Regions from separate parts of the Homo sapiens genome. Here region 1 is linked to region 2. A link is a loop called in an ENCODE intact Hi-C map of the cell type or tissue named here. Cell type or tissue: HCT116. All regions are shown on one strand.

The links. A loop is a pair of places that touch in the nucleus more often than their neighbours do. Peaks named below come from ENCODE experiments on the same cell type or tissue, not always from the same donor. Only the 100,000 strongest peaks of a DNase experiment are listed, where the experiment ranks them.
Region 1: it touches region 2 in a loop (16-fold over the local background); 10 of 110 quality-filtered maps call a loop at or near these places.

The regions. Positions count from the first base shown.
Region 1 is chr18:11,036,699-11,044,698 of GRCh38, reverse strand. All of the region lies in intron 2 of PIEZO2 (piezo type mechanosensitive ion channel component 2), which reads left to right. Among named protein-coding and RNA genes, the nearest start is that of PIEZO2, 110 kb to the left of the region's middle. In HCT116, a CTCF peak has its summit at 3,670 (motif pointing right); a DNase peak (open chromatin) is centred at 3,668; H3K27me3 peaks cover 1,526 bases.
Region 2 is chr18:9,967,961-9,975,960 of GRCh38, reverse strand. No RefSeq gene overlaps it. Among named protein-coding and RNA genes, the nearest start is that of VAPA, 58 kb to the right of the region's middle. In HCT116, a CTCF peak has its summit at 4,433 (motif pointing left); DNase peaks (open chromatin) are centred at 140 and 4,420.

The DNA.
Region 1 (8,000 bases), 1.1 Mb before region 2:
CATGAATAACAAGAATCAACTGTATAGATTTCACAGTAGAATGTGAGGGTTAGGTTTGTAGTGACACAGAGGCTTGAAAAAGGAAAGTACGACCATCATACTTTTTGCAACACATTTCTTTAAGGTGGTTATGTATTCCTATCTTTGAAAATAGTGTGGCCTAGGAAAGCCTCTATAAAATGGCTACAGCTTCCTCTTTAGTGAAGTATTCTCTGTATTTGATTCACAATTAGTGGTAACTTTTCTGAAATGTTTTTTAGAAGGCCTGGAACTTTAAACTTAAGACTCAGTCTGCATCTCAAAGTGCCGTACTGTGTTAGTTGAGTGTTATCCTTACAGGTGCAAAGAAGCGGGTGTGAAAGAAACTTGTACTTGTGTTTTATTTTCAATGCTTAAGTTATTATTAATAATATTTGTTTCCACATTTTGAAAAGACTTTATTTGTTATAATACAACAATTTCCTGAGGTAGTATTATTTAAATATATATTTTATGTATAATATATATTATATTAGTGTGTGTGTGTATATATATATATAGTATATTAGTATACACAAACACAAAGAAAATTTTCCTCAAAATTTTTTTATCTCAATTTTGGATTCTAAAGTATCCTACTTTATTAAAATGCATGAAAGGAATAATAGCATAAATCTTGGGAAATGTCAGTACTAACATACTGATAAGATCATTTTTACTTACAATGGTATTCTTTTTAAAAATACCAGCCAGACACGGTGGCTCAACCTGTAATCCCTGCACTTTTGGAGGCCAAGGCAGGTGGATCACCTGAGGTCAGGAGTTCATGACCAGCCGGGCAAACATGACGAAACCCCCTGTCTCTACTAAAAATACAAAAAAATCAGCCAGGCATGATGGCACGTGCCTATGGTCTCAGCTACTCAGGAGGCTGAGGCAGAAGAATTGCTTGAACCCGGGAGGCGGAGGTTGCAATGAGCCTGGGCAACAGAGCAAGACTCGGTCTCAAGAAAAAAAAAAATCAGTAAGCTCTCTGTGTATTTTGGGAAGTATATGTGTTTAGGGATAATATGGATACTTTTTTCCAGTAGATTTCATGATTCTTTTCTTACTCTCAGTTCTTGTTATACTGATAGATTTGTTGTCTCTCTCTTGCTCTCTCAACCTCTCTCTCTCCTACAGAGAAAAAATCTCCAAAATTAACATAAAAATTACTACAGTCTACACACACCTGTTATTACATGTGTTTGTGTTGTAGTTATGATTGCCAGATAAATTGTTTGAATTTCAGACATACAACAAGTAATTTTTAGCATACTAATACGTGGGACATTTATACCAAAATATTGAATTATTCATTTGTATTTGAAGTTGAAATTTAAATGTATGTGCTGTATTTTATTGTCTAATCTGGTAACCCTAATAATCATACATATATGTTCTGTGAGTGTGTGTGTGTGTGTGTGTGTGTGTGTGCGTTTAAAGGGAGGAGATATTTCCTCTTTTTTCAAATCACCATTTGCTTGGCTCAGTTTGGGCTCCATAAGATAAGCATTTGTAGACTCCAGTCTTCAATTTAATGCAAAAGTTGATCTACTCTACCAAGTGTTCATTTATACAGACATCATACGTTAACAACAAAACATACTAGAAATTTGATCAGGCTGGGATTATGGTTAGCCAATTAGACTTGTATCTGGAGTACCCCTCCTTTCTATGGCCAAACAATTTTTTTGGATAATATATTTTTGTCTTTAGAACCAAATTACTGATAAAACCAATAATTATCCTCAGATTCTTCTTTGAAGAAGTATTTTCTGTATCTCATTTAACCATAAATTTAATTCAACTTGGAAGGTTGATTAGCATCCCTGAATTATTTTATTAGCTTGAGTTACATACTGACATTTTACAATCTACTTAATGTGCTATGGATTTTATTTCTGGCATTTCTTTTCCTGCCCCCCAAAGGTGTATGACATCTGAGCAAATCTGAGACCAAGCATGCCCATCTGGTGACAATGACGATTGCCTTTCTAATGGGTAGCCTCCTCTCAGGCACTGAGATGCAGTAGCATGTAGGATGGAAAGAGTCCACATCTGTGGACAGGTCACCCTGTTCTCTAACCTCAGCTTTCCACCCTGCCTCCCACCACAGCGAGTCTAGCTCAGACAGCATTATCTCAGGGCATCATTGTTTTGCAGACAAGAAACCGACACTGGTCACTGGTGATGTTTATTCATTCACTGTTTTGATTGATGAAGTAGTCAAACTTCCTCTTCCCACACTAGCTATCTAAAATGTGGCCACACAAGGGTCAGAGAGGACTGTGTGTATGAAGTGCACATGGCCATCCCCAGCCTGCAGGCCTGCGTGGGTGGGGTGGGATCTGACCCTGTGTGACTGAGCTGTGACAGCTGCTCCTGGCTCCTCATAGCAGCCCTCCTCCTGAGACTGTGGGGACGAGGGCTAGATCTCAGATCCAGGGTCTGTCCTCTGAGAAGTCATCTTTACAGGCGGATTTCTTAGTGTTTTTCATTGGCAGAGGCAGGCTTTTCCTTGTGTGACCTCAATGAAAGTATATTTGATCATCCTTAGAGGAGATGACTAGAAGGTACTCCATATTGTCTCTCCCCAGAACACTGCTGAGAGGCAGCATTTTTACCAGAGAGATGATTTGGCCTTCAGCAAGTAATCTGAAATAGAAATGATGGATAGAAGACGCTAGCCAACCAGGAGCTCAGAGAAGATGGTCATCTAGACAGAGATACCTGGGGCATGGCAGTCATGGAGAAGAGTCACTGTCACTCTTTCTGCTCAGTCCTAGAGATAGTTTTCAATGCCACTGCATTTTGCCCTAAGTGGTAATATAGATACTGAATGAATGGATGTTACTCTGCTGGAGATTTCAATAAAGAGGTAGTAAGTAGGTTCCTTGTTGGGTTTTACTCAATTTTCCAAATTTGTATAGCATTTACATTCATTTACATTTTTATAAGTTGTCGTTAAGCAGCAATAGTTTGTATTTTTTTTACATTAAGAAGAACCATACAAATTGACATCGTAGAAAAATGATGAAAAAATGTAGTGTAAACACAAAAGACCACAGATGTGGAGAGATAATATGGTAAAATAAACAATGAGTAACATCATGATGTCCTTCAGTTCCAGCTATTTAGTATAAAAACCCACTGACCTTTACAAACAATGAAAGTGACTGTGTGGAGTACAGGATGGATTCTATAGGGCTGTTTTTGCTTTGAAATCATGCCTTTGTCTATTCATGAACTCGAGGCTGAACTTCCAAGGCCACTCTTTCCTCCAATCTGCACAGACTTTCACAGCTTCTGAGCTCGGTGTTTAATTTCTCTTTCTCTTTATCCTTAGGGCTCTTGATTAAATTTGGGAACTTGTGAATTATGTAGTCCCATCTACTTAGCAGCTGGAGGGCAGCTTCTCTGAACTTTGAATTTTGCATATTTTGCAGATATTAATACATGACTGTTTAGGGTTCCCTGGCAGATTATTCCAAAAACTTTTGGGCAGTGATGAGAACAGTTTAATTTGAAGACAAACCATTTCATAGTTCGGGTTTTAGAATTCGTCTTTTCTCCCACCTGCCTTGGACTGTCCGTTTTCAGAGGATGCCCTAACTTTCCAGGTTGTGTGCCTGGTCTCACCCAGAGAAAGGGTTCTGCTTCCACCAGAGGGAGCTGTTTTGTAGAAAACAGTTCAATGTGGCATTTCAAGGACTTTCGGACCATTCCCACTCACCCCATTTAATTGGCCTCATTCCTAATTTTTCTAGAAAAATTAAAATAATTTTAACTGATCTTTTATTTTAAGTGTTATTTGAGGTTTGAATTGTGAAAAAGTAAGAATGTTTTTCAGAAAGGAGACTAATGGAATCCAACTTCATGAAAATCAAATTTATTGGGAAGAAAAGTGGCACTAAGAACTGACTTAATGTGAAACCAAAATACACTTTTTTCGCCCACATTGAGGATAATTATGGGGACGAGGACCAAAAGATAGGAGGAATGATTTCAGAAAGAGACGTCTCTACTCTGGGTACAAATGCACCTAATATGCAGGTACATAGATCATATTAGAATATGTATTTTCTATATGAATGATACAATCCTGAAAATTACGTAACATTCACATTCCCAGCCAAGTACTTCTGTGCTATTGTTCAAAAACAGCAACAAAACATCCCCTTATGTAGCTAATTTAATTATACCACAGAATTGCTTTACTTATCAATAGTGAAGATGACAGTTAAAACCCTGATTATGTTCTGATCAATTTAGTCATTACCTCCTCAACCTTTATTGGATATTTTCTTAGTTAGGACTTAAGATATAAAGAAAAATAAATAAAATAATGTCTCTAAACTCAAGGAGTTCAAAATTTAATTCTGAGGTTATATTTAGAAACAGTGCTAAAGGAGTAAGCGTAAGGTGTCAATAATAATAATAGAAGAAATAGCTAAAATGTATTGTTCTAAAAGGGAAGAGAATGGACTTCTTCTGGACTTGTTGAAGAGCAACTACTGAAAATTCTGATTTTGGTTTGACATAGCTGATATGAAGCCTTTTTTTTTTTTCAGATGGTATTTAGCCAACAAGAACTCTATGATTTTTGAGGCTTTTCCTGAAAAGTTAAAGCAGGTTCATGTCATCTGTAGAGGTGTATATTTGACTTTCTGGACTACAGTTTATCCAAGGCTGTTCCAACTTGTATAGCTCTCATTTAAAAAGCAGAGTCTGTGTGTCTATACGGGGTGGGGAGGGTTGGAGAGGTTAATGCAGTTGTATTTCCTTTTCGTAAGAATGCATCAGGAAGCTAAATCCTTGAAGGGATCTTAAAATATCAAGTATTTTAGCTTATTTTGCTAGTTTTTAATTCTGAGAGTGGTGATGAAAAGGGGAAGAAATTTTGTGTGTGTGTGTGTGTGTGTGTGTGTGCCTATTTAAAATAGATTCAACTTAAGAAGTGAAGTTATATAGGTTAATAGGATGACATATATAATCATCCAATCAACCAATAAAGATATAGGATAATATATGTCATCCCATTGACCTATATAACCTCACTTCTTAAGTTGGATCTATTACATGTGGATCATATATATATGTTAGTTATATGACACATATAGTTATATATATGTCAGTTAGAGGAGAGTGAGAAAGGAGTATTCAGGATATTTGCTTGAATGTTTGACAGGAGAGCACCACTGTTCTGTGACGTAAAACCAGAAAATGGAGCATAATAAAAACATTCGCCAAAGCAGGCTAGTTTAAGAAGAAATCTGTTCAAACGATGTCTCTAATATCTTGGAGCCTGCAATAGCTTTTTTCCGCCCTTTCTGCCTATAGAATGTTCCATTTGTCTGTTTTTCCCCTTTCTGCCTACAGAATGTTCCATTTGTCTGCAAAATTAAAGTCAATGCATGTGTGTTATCTTCTGCAAAGAGTGTGCTGCTGTCACCCAATCGCTTGTTGAGCCCAGCATTGCGGGAGGGATTTTATGCATGCAGACCATGCTAATGAATTTCTATGTATTACTTTAAGCTATAGAGGTTGTATTCGTTCTGTTCTTTCCTTTCCCTTCCTTTCTGTTCCCTTTTGTTTTATTTTCAGCCTGGGATCTTACAGACTGCCTGAGCTTGGTTGTTAAGACTAATTTTGTGAATTAGACACATATCCTAAACAATATCTTTTGCCCAGTTATTTTGCGTAAGGATATATCAAACACCTATCCACCTATGTCTAGTCAAAGCTACAGTGGTTTCAAAATCATGATTCTTACTGTCTTCTTTTTTATCTTAAAGAGGTTGGAAACATTGGAAAATTCAAGCATAGCCCTTTATAGATTTTTTAAGTTTCATATGTTATCTAATTTGTGTCTCACCGTTATACCTATAGGTTGTATAGAGCTAATTTTATTTGTATGTATGCATGTATTATACATTTAATCAATGCAGAAATTGAAATGTTGAGAAGATACATAATTTACCCAAGAACACTTATTAAGCAAGTGGTAGGGCCAGTAGAGGAAGCCACGTTTCTGGGCTCTGATGGAATGCTCTTTCCTGACTACATGCTGCTCCTCAGCTGCACTGTGGGGTGTTCACAGGTCATAGATACATTCAGTCTTCATCCAGGGGTTTGCAGGAGGAGTACTGCCTCCCATATCTCAATGGGTGTTGGAAAATGATGAATGAGCACAAGAAACTGCATTGTACCTAAAACTTTTGGAATGGGTGGAGATTCTTAAATAAGGGCCTCCGGCTTACACTTGGCATGGGAATGGTTACCTTTTAATTTCCTGTCATTGAGTAAGTTTGAGTTAAAAATTAAGGAAGGAAAATACAACTTAGAAATAATATTGCTCAGCTAAGCAGTTTAAAGATTTGTGGCTTTTTCTTGCAAGCAATTTACATTATCCAAGCAGAATATGATGAATTATATGTGAACGGGTGGTATGATTTTTATGGCTGTGTTACTGTATAGTGGTTCTGGTGACTAGGACCTAGAGAAAATGAGAAAGGTTATAAAGACTGTAATTTTACTAGAGTTCTCTTAAAGTGTGCAGAGTATCTTTTACAATGTTTTGAGCCAATGAAAAACAAGTGTGACTTCCTCCTTCTTATCTTACATCTCACCTACTGTTGTTTAACTCAGAAGTCCAGGTGGACATAAATGCATACAAGTGTGTGGCAATGGGGTATTCAGGTTCTTACTCAGAGTCTTATTTGGTCCAGAAGTGTTTTTGATATGGAGACAAACTTGGAAAGGAAAATTCGTTTGCAGAAATTATTTAAGTGCCTAACAAACCTATATGGATGGAAACATTAAGAAAACTTTGCATATTATAGCCCCTGTTACTTTGACATAGAATCATAATTCTGGAAGAAATCCACAAAGGTCAGCAGGCTTTTCTTTGTTTTTCTTCAGTTAGGCACCAAGTCAAACAGACTGCCGGAGTCACAGGCCTGTCATTTCATATGTGTTTAACAGCAAAGTGGTCTTCTGGAAAGAGGGCTGGAAACAGGGAGAGTGCTTTCAGAAATGGCAGAGTAGGTTAGCTTCTTTTATGAAGTTCCCTCTCATTCCAATCCATAATAATCTCTCTCTTCTGAACCCCTATAGGACATAAAGTCCATATTTCACAATTTAGGACTTACAATCTACTCTAATTGCTCAGAATTTTAAAAAATAAGTGTGAATTGTGTTGAACTGAATTGTATTTTTCTTCCAATTTATTTCATAGAACATAGAATTGGAGCTCAATAATTATTTTTTAGTTTAGCTTGTTTGCAAACTGACCAATACATTAACAATAAACGTTTTCATTTCTGTTTCTTCTCTCCTCTTACGTGGCATACAATTTCTAGGATACATCTTTTAAGTTGGGATAATACACTGTTGGGGTAAACATATAACTTTCTCTGTAATAAGTGTTGCAAAACGAATTCCATACTGTACTTTTCTGTTTTATAAGCTAGAGGCGAAGGATGCTTTAAAAAGTTCTGACTGGCCGACATGGTGAAACCCCGTCTCTACTACAAAAATACAAAAATTAGCCAGGTGCAGTGGTGGGTGTCTGTAATCCCAGCTACTCAGGAGGCTGAGCCAGGAGACTCACTTGAACCCAGAGGTGGAGGTTGCAGTGAGCCGAGATCGTGCCATTGCACTCCAACCTGGGCGACAGAGTCTCGCTCTGTCACACACACACATGCAAACACACGCACACAAATAAGAAAAAAAAATTCTGACTGCAAGTATGAAGTGCCTGGGTCCACGTGGAGTTTATATCTATTGCAATATAATTACGGGATTTTAACACATCACTCTCAATCACAGGACATAACAACTGTCAGTGTGTGACCTGGTTTGGCATGCAGATACTTACCCATGAGGAGAATAATTCAGTATCAAGGAGATATCAAAGTAATTCAATTTTATTATGATTTTAATGATACTTTCTCCAAATTTATCGCATAACACAAACT
Region 2 (8,000 bases):
AAGTCCCACACCTCCTTTGTATTAAAACTGCTGAAAACCAAAGACAAAGAGGCCATCTTTTAAAAGCCTGAGAATAATAGACAAATTCCTTAAAGGAGCAACAAATAAACTGACAGCTGACTATTCATAGAAACAGTGGAGCCCAAAGACAATGGAATGATATCTTTAAAGGGCTGAAAAAAAATAACTGAAAACCTAGAATTGTGTGCCCAACAAAATATCCTTCAAGAATGAAGGTGAAGTAATAACATTTCCAGATAAAATTTCTTTTAAAGAAAAGGCTGTGCCAACCACAGTTTAGGAAGCACAAGACTGCTCAAGGTTTTTCCAAGAACATCCTGTGGTGGGCAATAGGCTCTGCTAGTGGGCAGTCAGGGTTTCCAACTATCCATCCACCTGGAGTTCGAGGTAGAATGAAAACCTTTGGTCATCGTGAGGGGTGGGAGGAGTGACAGAAGAGGCCTCGAGACAGAGAGCCTGGGCTTCCTGCAAACATGGGCATGTGGCAGCTGAAGCATTTTAGTAAGAAAAATACAAGAAGTGTAATTATATTTATATTGGTGAAATGTCAAATATAAATTAGGAGTACTGAAAATTTGATCATGAGTCACTTGAATAAATTAGGGCTATTATTTTTCTCTCATGCCACATGAAATCCAGACAATTAGTATTAGTCCAGCAGCTCAAAAGTGTCAGGGCTGAGAATTCTGTAATTTTCTCAGTCTTTAGTTCACGGTTTTAAGAATAAACTTGAAGACATAAAGCCAATCAAATTCACCTTTCAATCTGGAGAAGAGGAAAGTAACACAAGGAGAAAGTAGTAGATGCCAAAATAGGAAAGTACAACTTCCCAGAAATTTCCAGCAGTCTTTCACTTCTGATTGTTCAGAAGAGTATCACATGACCTTCCCCCAACTACAAAGGATGCCAAGAAATGTAATTTTTTAGTAGGGCACAGTGCTACCCCAAACAAAAGCAGGGTTCCATCCGTGAAGAAGGAAAGAAGAATGGATCTTGGGTAAGGCAAGAGCAGTAGTGCTACCGCTCCAGGAAGGCCTATGACACATGAAATACCCTATTCCAACTTTGCATGTACAAATCCATTGTAATGTCTGCTTGGACTTCCAGAATACCTCTGTGCTGAGCAGTAAAAGTCTTAAAAATCACATTTTACTCTGGAATAAGCTGTATGGTGGTTTTGGTTGGTTTGTTTATTCTTGACAGATGACTCCATACTGAATTTGTGGAACATGGTTTCAACATCACAAGATTGTTTTATTCTTTATAGTCAATAAAAAGTGTTCTCTTAGAAGTCAAATAGCTTCATTAGAAAATGGTATGTTAAGAAATAAACATAAAACTATTTCCCAAAGACATAAAATCAGATTTTTTAATTGAAAGTGCCCTGAGGCCTCATTCCTTCCCACTGGGGAAAGTCCAGGACAACTACCTAATGATGCTAATGAACTCCACCTAGCCCCTCTCTCCCACACACACAACCTAATGAGAAGCAGACATTCCCAATGCTGCACCCCTCCAACTCCACCTCCAAGTTTGTTCTCCCTTCTAATGTAGACAGCTTCTGGCAGAATGAGCCGCTTTTGGAGAATGGTAGTAATTTCCATCTTCCTGGTAGATCATGCCAAAGGGAGACACCGTCCTTCTCCTCCCAGATGCTGGCCTTAGGACCAGATTTCCTTACCTGGAAACTTAACAGCCTCTGTCCACCTGCAGCCTGCCAAGGTGTTGTAGTAGGTGAGAATGTGGGCTTTGAGGACAGAGACCGAGGCTCCAATCCCAGCGCAGCTTCTGCTAAACAGCCATGTACAGCAAACAGGAAAGTATGCATCTTAACAGCCCCCTATAAAACATATGCCTTTTGTGGTCTCCATACTTATGGCCCTGGGACAACAGAGGGAAGGTACTTAGCCCCTTCACAGGACAAGAGGGCTGAAAAACAGGCTTAGATATTGAAACAATTGTAATTTTCTTCAGCTTCTAAAGAACCAAAGTCAGAGACTTTAATTCCATGCCACTCCTCGATGGTCATTATGACTAGAAGAGGAATTAATTAGGGAGGAGAGGGCTATACCACAGACTGCACCAGGGAGCTGGACTGGGAAATGAGGGGACCCAGGGTGACTGGACTCCAGGCAGCAGACCCAGGAGGGGAGAAGTCTATAGAGTTGGGGAAATGGACACCAGGCACGAAGGTCTCCCGATGTCGGTGTAGACTGGGCCTGCCCACAGGAATGCAGGAAGCAGCAGGCACCCCAAAGCCCAGCTCATCATGGCTCCACCCTGTGCAAAACCACTCCCTGAGGCCCCACCCGCTTCAGTCCCATTCTATGCAAAATCCTTCCCTGAGGCCACCCACACACATGAGGGGGTGACAGGGAGCCTCAGAGCTGGATGAGAACCAGAGACCCCCCAATCCCACAGCCACTGAGTCACCTGACACACACACTCCATGAGAACAGAGCAGGTGATTAAGGAGGAAGTTAAAACAATGAACGGTTATTAAAAATAAAAACACAGCATTCCCTGAAGGGATTTTTTTTAATTATTGGATTAAGACTAAATTTCATATCAAACAGAACTAAAAATGATTTTCCTCTCATCCTCTACCTAGCAGGTGAGAAATATCACTTTATCCATGAAACAAAGAAATAACATTTTCTCAGTCATGTGAGCTATGATTTAAGTCTGGAATCACCCCACGCCGCCTGTGTAACCCACAATATAGAGCACCAGTGTGTCAGTTTCCAATTGCTGCCATAACAAATTACCACGAATGTAGTGACTTACACAGCACAAATTCATTCTTGCAAGTCTAGAGGTCAGAAGTCAAATGGGTCTCACTGGTTAAAATCAAGGTGTCAGCAGGGCGGTACGCCTTCTAGAGGCTCTACAAGAGAATCTATTTTATGTCTTTTCCAGCTTCCTGAGGCCACCACATTCCTTGGCTTCTAAGCCCTTATTCAAGCCCTTTCCTCCATCTTCAAAGCCAGCAGCATCTGGCTGAGGCCTTTTCATGCTGCCATCTCTTTGGTTCTCACCTTTCCAGCCATAGAAACTCTTATGATTACATTGGACCCACCAGGATAACCCAGAATAATCTCCCTACCTGAAAGTCATTGGATTAGCAACCTTAATTATATGGGCAACCTTAATTCCCCTTTGCTGTGTAATCTAACGTATTCACAGGTTCCGGGGATTAGGGTGTGGATATCTTTGGGGGCCCCTTGTTCTGCCAACCATACCTGGTAAACCTTTTTCCTCTGTGGAAAGGGGAGATATGGGCCTGTTGGAGGGATTGCAGGAGCCAATGTAAGTAAACTGACAGCCACAGAGTAGGCGTTCATTCGTTTGTGGGTGATTCCCCCCTTGATCAAGCTCTGGGTCTGAGGCCTGCTCTAATCCATGGCCTGGCCCCTTGGTCTAACCCCATGGCTGTCACCTGGCCCAGACCAAGTGACATTTTCACCAAGTGCAATGGAGACACTCAGGAATTATGATTTTTGTCAAAGATAACCATCTTCTTCATCCTTAGCTCTTAGGTAGGGTGGTATGTTGAATGCACAGGCATGGTGTATGTGAATTTAGATCCATTCCAAACAGATGTTTGCAATACCAGAGGAACACGCCTGCCTGCCTGCCTGCCTGAGAGCACACGCGTTAAAGCTAAACTGAGTTCAAAAGCATTCAAGTTAATGAGATGGCCCTCATTAGAGTTCCAAAACAGTAAACTCAAAGACAATTGTGTCTTAACATTTTCAGCAATAAAAAAGTTAGGACTTTTTTGCTTTTTAAATTACTGTTTTTTTAAGCCCTTATTCAAGCTTGCTTTCCCCTCAGTCAGAGCTTCCAGTTGACAATGGGTGGACAAGATAGGCTATTTACATGTTAACATGTTGGGGGTGTGGTAAGAGAGATGTACATAGAACCCAGAATTTAATCATGAAATCAAAAAGTTATTCAACATTTGAGGGAAGGATCAGGTAAAGAAAAACACATAATGCCTTCTGTAATTATAAGACATTATAAAAAATTAATGCTTTCAACAAAGTAAGTCACACAGATGAAAGTTAGTAATGAAATTAAAGGTATTATTCTACTATATATTTTCATCAAAGATACCACAAAAGCTTACCCACATTATCACTGTAATTAGCCTAATTTTCTACTGGAAAAACAAACTCTTATATCTTCTAAGGGAGAGTGGAGAAGTTTTATATCTATCCTTAGAATCAAAAAGAAAGCTTCCTTCAGCCTGCAATTACAGTTTGCACTAAAAACTTAATAGTTTGATTTTGTTTGAGATGTGGGTTTTTGAAAGGAATTGGTTTATACTGTCTGTACTAAATGTCTATCAGTACAGACAGTGTAAACCAACTTGGGTTTTCCATCGTGCAGAAAGCCTCAAGACACAAGACCACACTGCCACCTCGTGGCAGGATCAGATTTTACAACAGTTGAATTTAATGGTTCACCAGCCTTCAAGTTACTATTCAGAATCACCAGCCTTCAAGTTACTATTCAGAATGTGAAAAGCGTGTGTTCTAGGTGGTTATAGTTTAGCACTAAGAAAAACAAGAGTCCGGGGACAGGTTGTTGGAGGTGCTGAATTAAAACAATTTTTTGGAGTGCTAAATCTTCCCATGGCTTCCTAGGAAAGGCGCTAGCCCAATTCCTTCTGCACCATCTAAAATTCAATGAGAAAGGGGCCCCTGGAGTGGAGTGACACCGGTTCCTCCAAGGACCCTCTGTTGTGTACATTAAAATTCAGCAGTGCCATTTAGCAAAAATTAAATCAGTAAGGCTTTGGAGGTTAGGAAACCAAATACACTTATTTACCTAGTTTTAGAAACCAAAAAGAAAAAAGCTCCAAGTATAGGAAATGCTTGAATCTGATGAAATGCTTGGGATCCCCATCCCAAACACGCCACAATTGTTAAAATATTGGGGTTGATGTTACGGAAAATTCCCTAAGAAAAATGATTTAGGACAATAGCCACCAGTTTACAGACAAAAACAGAAGGATGGCAAGCTGCACGTTCAGGGTGATGGGGGAATTAGAGGTGTGGCTCTCCAAGGCTCCTGAAATGTCCACCGTGTGGTCATTCTTGGAGGACGGAAGCTTTGTGATCCTAAAATAATTAAATAAGGTGATTCCTATTTTTAAAGCAACAGAATTTGCATATAACCATAATTGTTGTATAATCTTGACCCAGTTATCCAAATTAAGGCCCCAGATATCTTCCTAATCTGATGATGAAGTAGTCAAGCACCACGTCGCTTTCCCCAGAGCCCCTTCTCTAAATACAAGGACATGGCAGGGTGGCTTCCTCCATCGCCCCCGCTGAGAGAGCAGGACCCGCAAGTGCCTCAGACTCATTCCTGCAGAACCAAGCCCGGCTTGCTGGTCTCTGCGGCGGCACCAGCCCTGCTCCACGTTCTTCCCAAGCGGAGGCCTGAGATATTTCCACCAACTCCTCAGAGGGTGAGAAAGAAGTTTCGAGGGTTTCCCTTCAGGAGAACCACCAGCTTTTCATGATCCACTCTTCAGACCCACACCCGCAACCAAGGCTGGCCATGAACTCTGGTGGCTGAGCTGAGAGGGTGTCACCTGAGGGAAGGATCCTGCATCGTCACCTTTCTCTTGTGCTTGAGAGAGGGCCTGGACACAGACAAGTCCCCTTGAAGCTAAAGGAACCTCCCAGGCTCTGCAACTACCATCTCCCCCCGTGGGAAAACACCAAATTCCACAAAGCCACAGGCCAATCCTCTCCCCTCCCACTCCCTGGGCCCGGGGAGAGGAAGTCCCACCTTTCCCAAGGGTCAAGGCTTGCCTGCTTTCCAAATGGCCACTTCCAGGATGGCTTTCCAGAAAAGTCTCCATGCAGGCACACCTATATGTTTCCAGAAAAGTCTCAACGCAGTCCCTGCAGTCTAAGGCCAGCATCGGCCCATCTCCCAAAGTCAGTGTGGTGTGGCTTAACACACCGGCTCACCCTAAATGTGCACTGAAGGGGCCCTGAACTACAATGAAGGGGACGCCCCGAGCCAGCAAACCCCGAGGGGCTGGGCGTGCCAGGCAGCTGTGGAGCCGGTGGAAGCAGTGAAGTTGGCAGCACTGGCATCGAATGCCAGCCAGGGAACCAAGAAAAGGCCACTCTTAGTAAGAAAGTGGTGACTTCGTGAGTGGAAGAGTTGAGGTAAGAAGTTATGGCCATAGAGGATATTTCTGCAACTCGGATGAAAGGATCGCTGTGATTGGAAAGCAGTTATCTGCAGCCGAGATTTCAGAGATGTTTCTGCCCAGTGGTGACAAAAACTCTCCCTCAGGACAGTGAATGACAGGTGTGTGAAGAAAGTGCCCTGGAAGGGGGAGGTCAACAAACAGCAACCCGCCCAGCGATGACCCCCGAGAGCGTGGCGGGCAGGGGAGGGTGCAGGCTGGAAGAGGGAAGGAGCGAGGTGGGCTGAGGGCGGCGCGAGCTGGAAACAAGCCTGGGCTGTTGCAAGAGGGAGGAAAGAAAACCTCAGAACAGGCGTGAAAACGAGGAAGGAAACCAGCCCCTCCTCCCAGCGTGGAAGGGTCTTCTCCATTCCAGACCACAGCAGGGCCCCCAGGAGACATCTCAGCTTCTGTTGGAGCCTGGCGGCAAAAGGCTGTCCCTAGAAGATGAAGAGCGAGGAGGTTTGTGGATCCCATATGGGAAGTCTGGAGCTCTGCGCAGAAATGAAGATGAGGAGAAGCAGGCGGGGTAGGTTTCAGTTGAGGCAGGGCTTTCAGATTTTTCTTTTAACCACAATCCGTAGTAAGAGCCCATTTTATATGGCTACCCCGTGTGCATGCACAATTGTGCGTTTTCTCTCTCTCCTTTCAAAAAAGACTTACTGAGCACCTAACTGTATGCCAGGCCGTTAACAGGCACTGGGGAGGCAGCAGTGAACAAAACGTCTGAAAGCGCTGCTCTTAGGGAGCTTGCGTTCTGGTGGAGGAGCAGACCGCAAGAGAAATGAAGACAGGTATGGCACATTCCATGGGGGTGAGGGGAGCCCGAGCGAGGGGCCAGAGTGTGAAGGGACGGTGCCATTGTTCAGTTGGAGAGACCCAGGAAGGCCTCACGGAGAAGGTGACCTAAGTGAAGGCTGGGAGAGCTGAGGAGTGAGCCCCGCGGACACACAGAGGACAGCACTGGGGCAGAGGCCACAGCGGGTATAGGCTCCGGGACTGGAATGTGCGAATGCTCCGTGAATATCCAGAGACCAGCGTGACGGCAGAACGACGTGGGGCGAGTGGAGGGAGAAGGAATGGGGCTAGAGGGGGAAGCGGGGTCAGGGCAGGGACGCTGGAGCCCTGCGGGCCAGTGCCAGCTCCCCACTCTTACTCACGGTGAAGGGGGACGGCTTGGAGAGTCTGAGCACAGGAAAACACCCCTCCGACCTGTGTTTAACAGGACCGCTCTGGTTCCTGCTCTAAGACAGGCTGAGGGGACACGGGGGCGCCTGGGAGACCTGCTGAGACTGTCGAGGAAATGAAGGAAATAGAGGGGACAAAACATGGAAGTGGCAAGAAGCAGCTGGGTTCTGGGTGTGTTTTGAAAGTAGAGCCAGCAGCAGCGTTGACAAGACGGGCTGTGCTGTGGCATGGGAAGGAAGGGAATGCTCCAAGCAAGGATGACTCCGAGGTTTGAGTGAAGGAAAGAATGCGGATGGGGGAGGCCTGCATGGAGCAAGCCTGGGTGTGAGGGAGACTGGATTCAGTTCTGGACATATTAAGTCCGAGGTATCGGACACATGGCCAAAGTCGTTGGGGATGTAAGTCTATAATTCGAGGACATATCTGGGCTGGGAGCAGGGAAGAGGGGCGAGGGGACAGATGGAAAGCCGGCGCTCTGTGGTTACGAAGAAAGAGAGCCCGGGAGAGCCGAGAGTCACCCTCACCGATCTGTGATAGGGAAGGGTCACAAGTTCCCACCCGCGACTCAGGA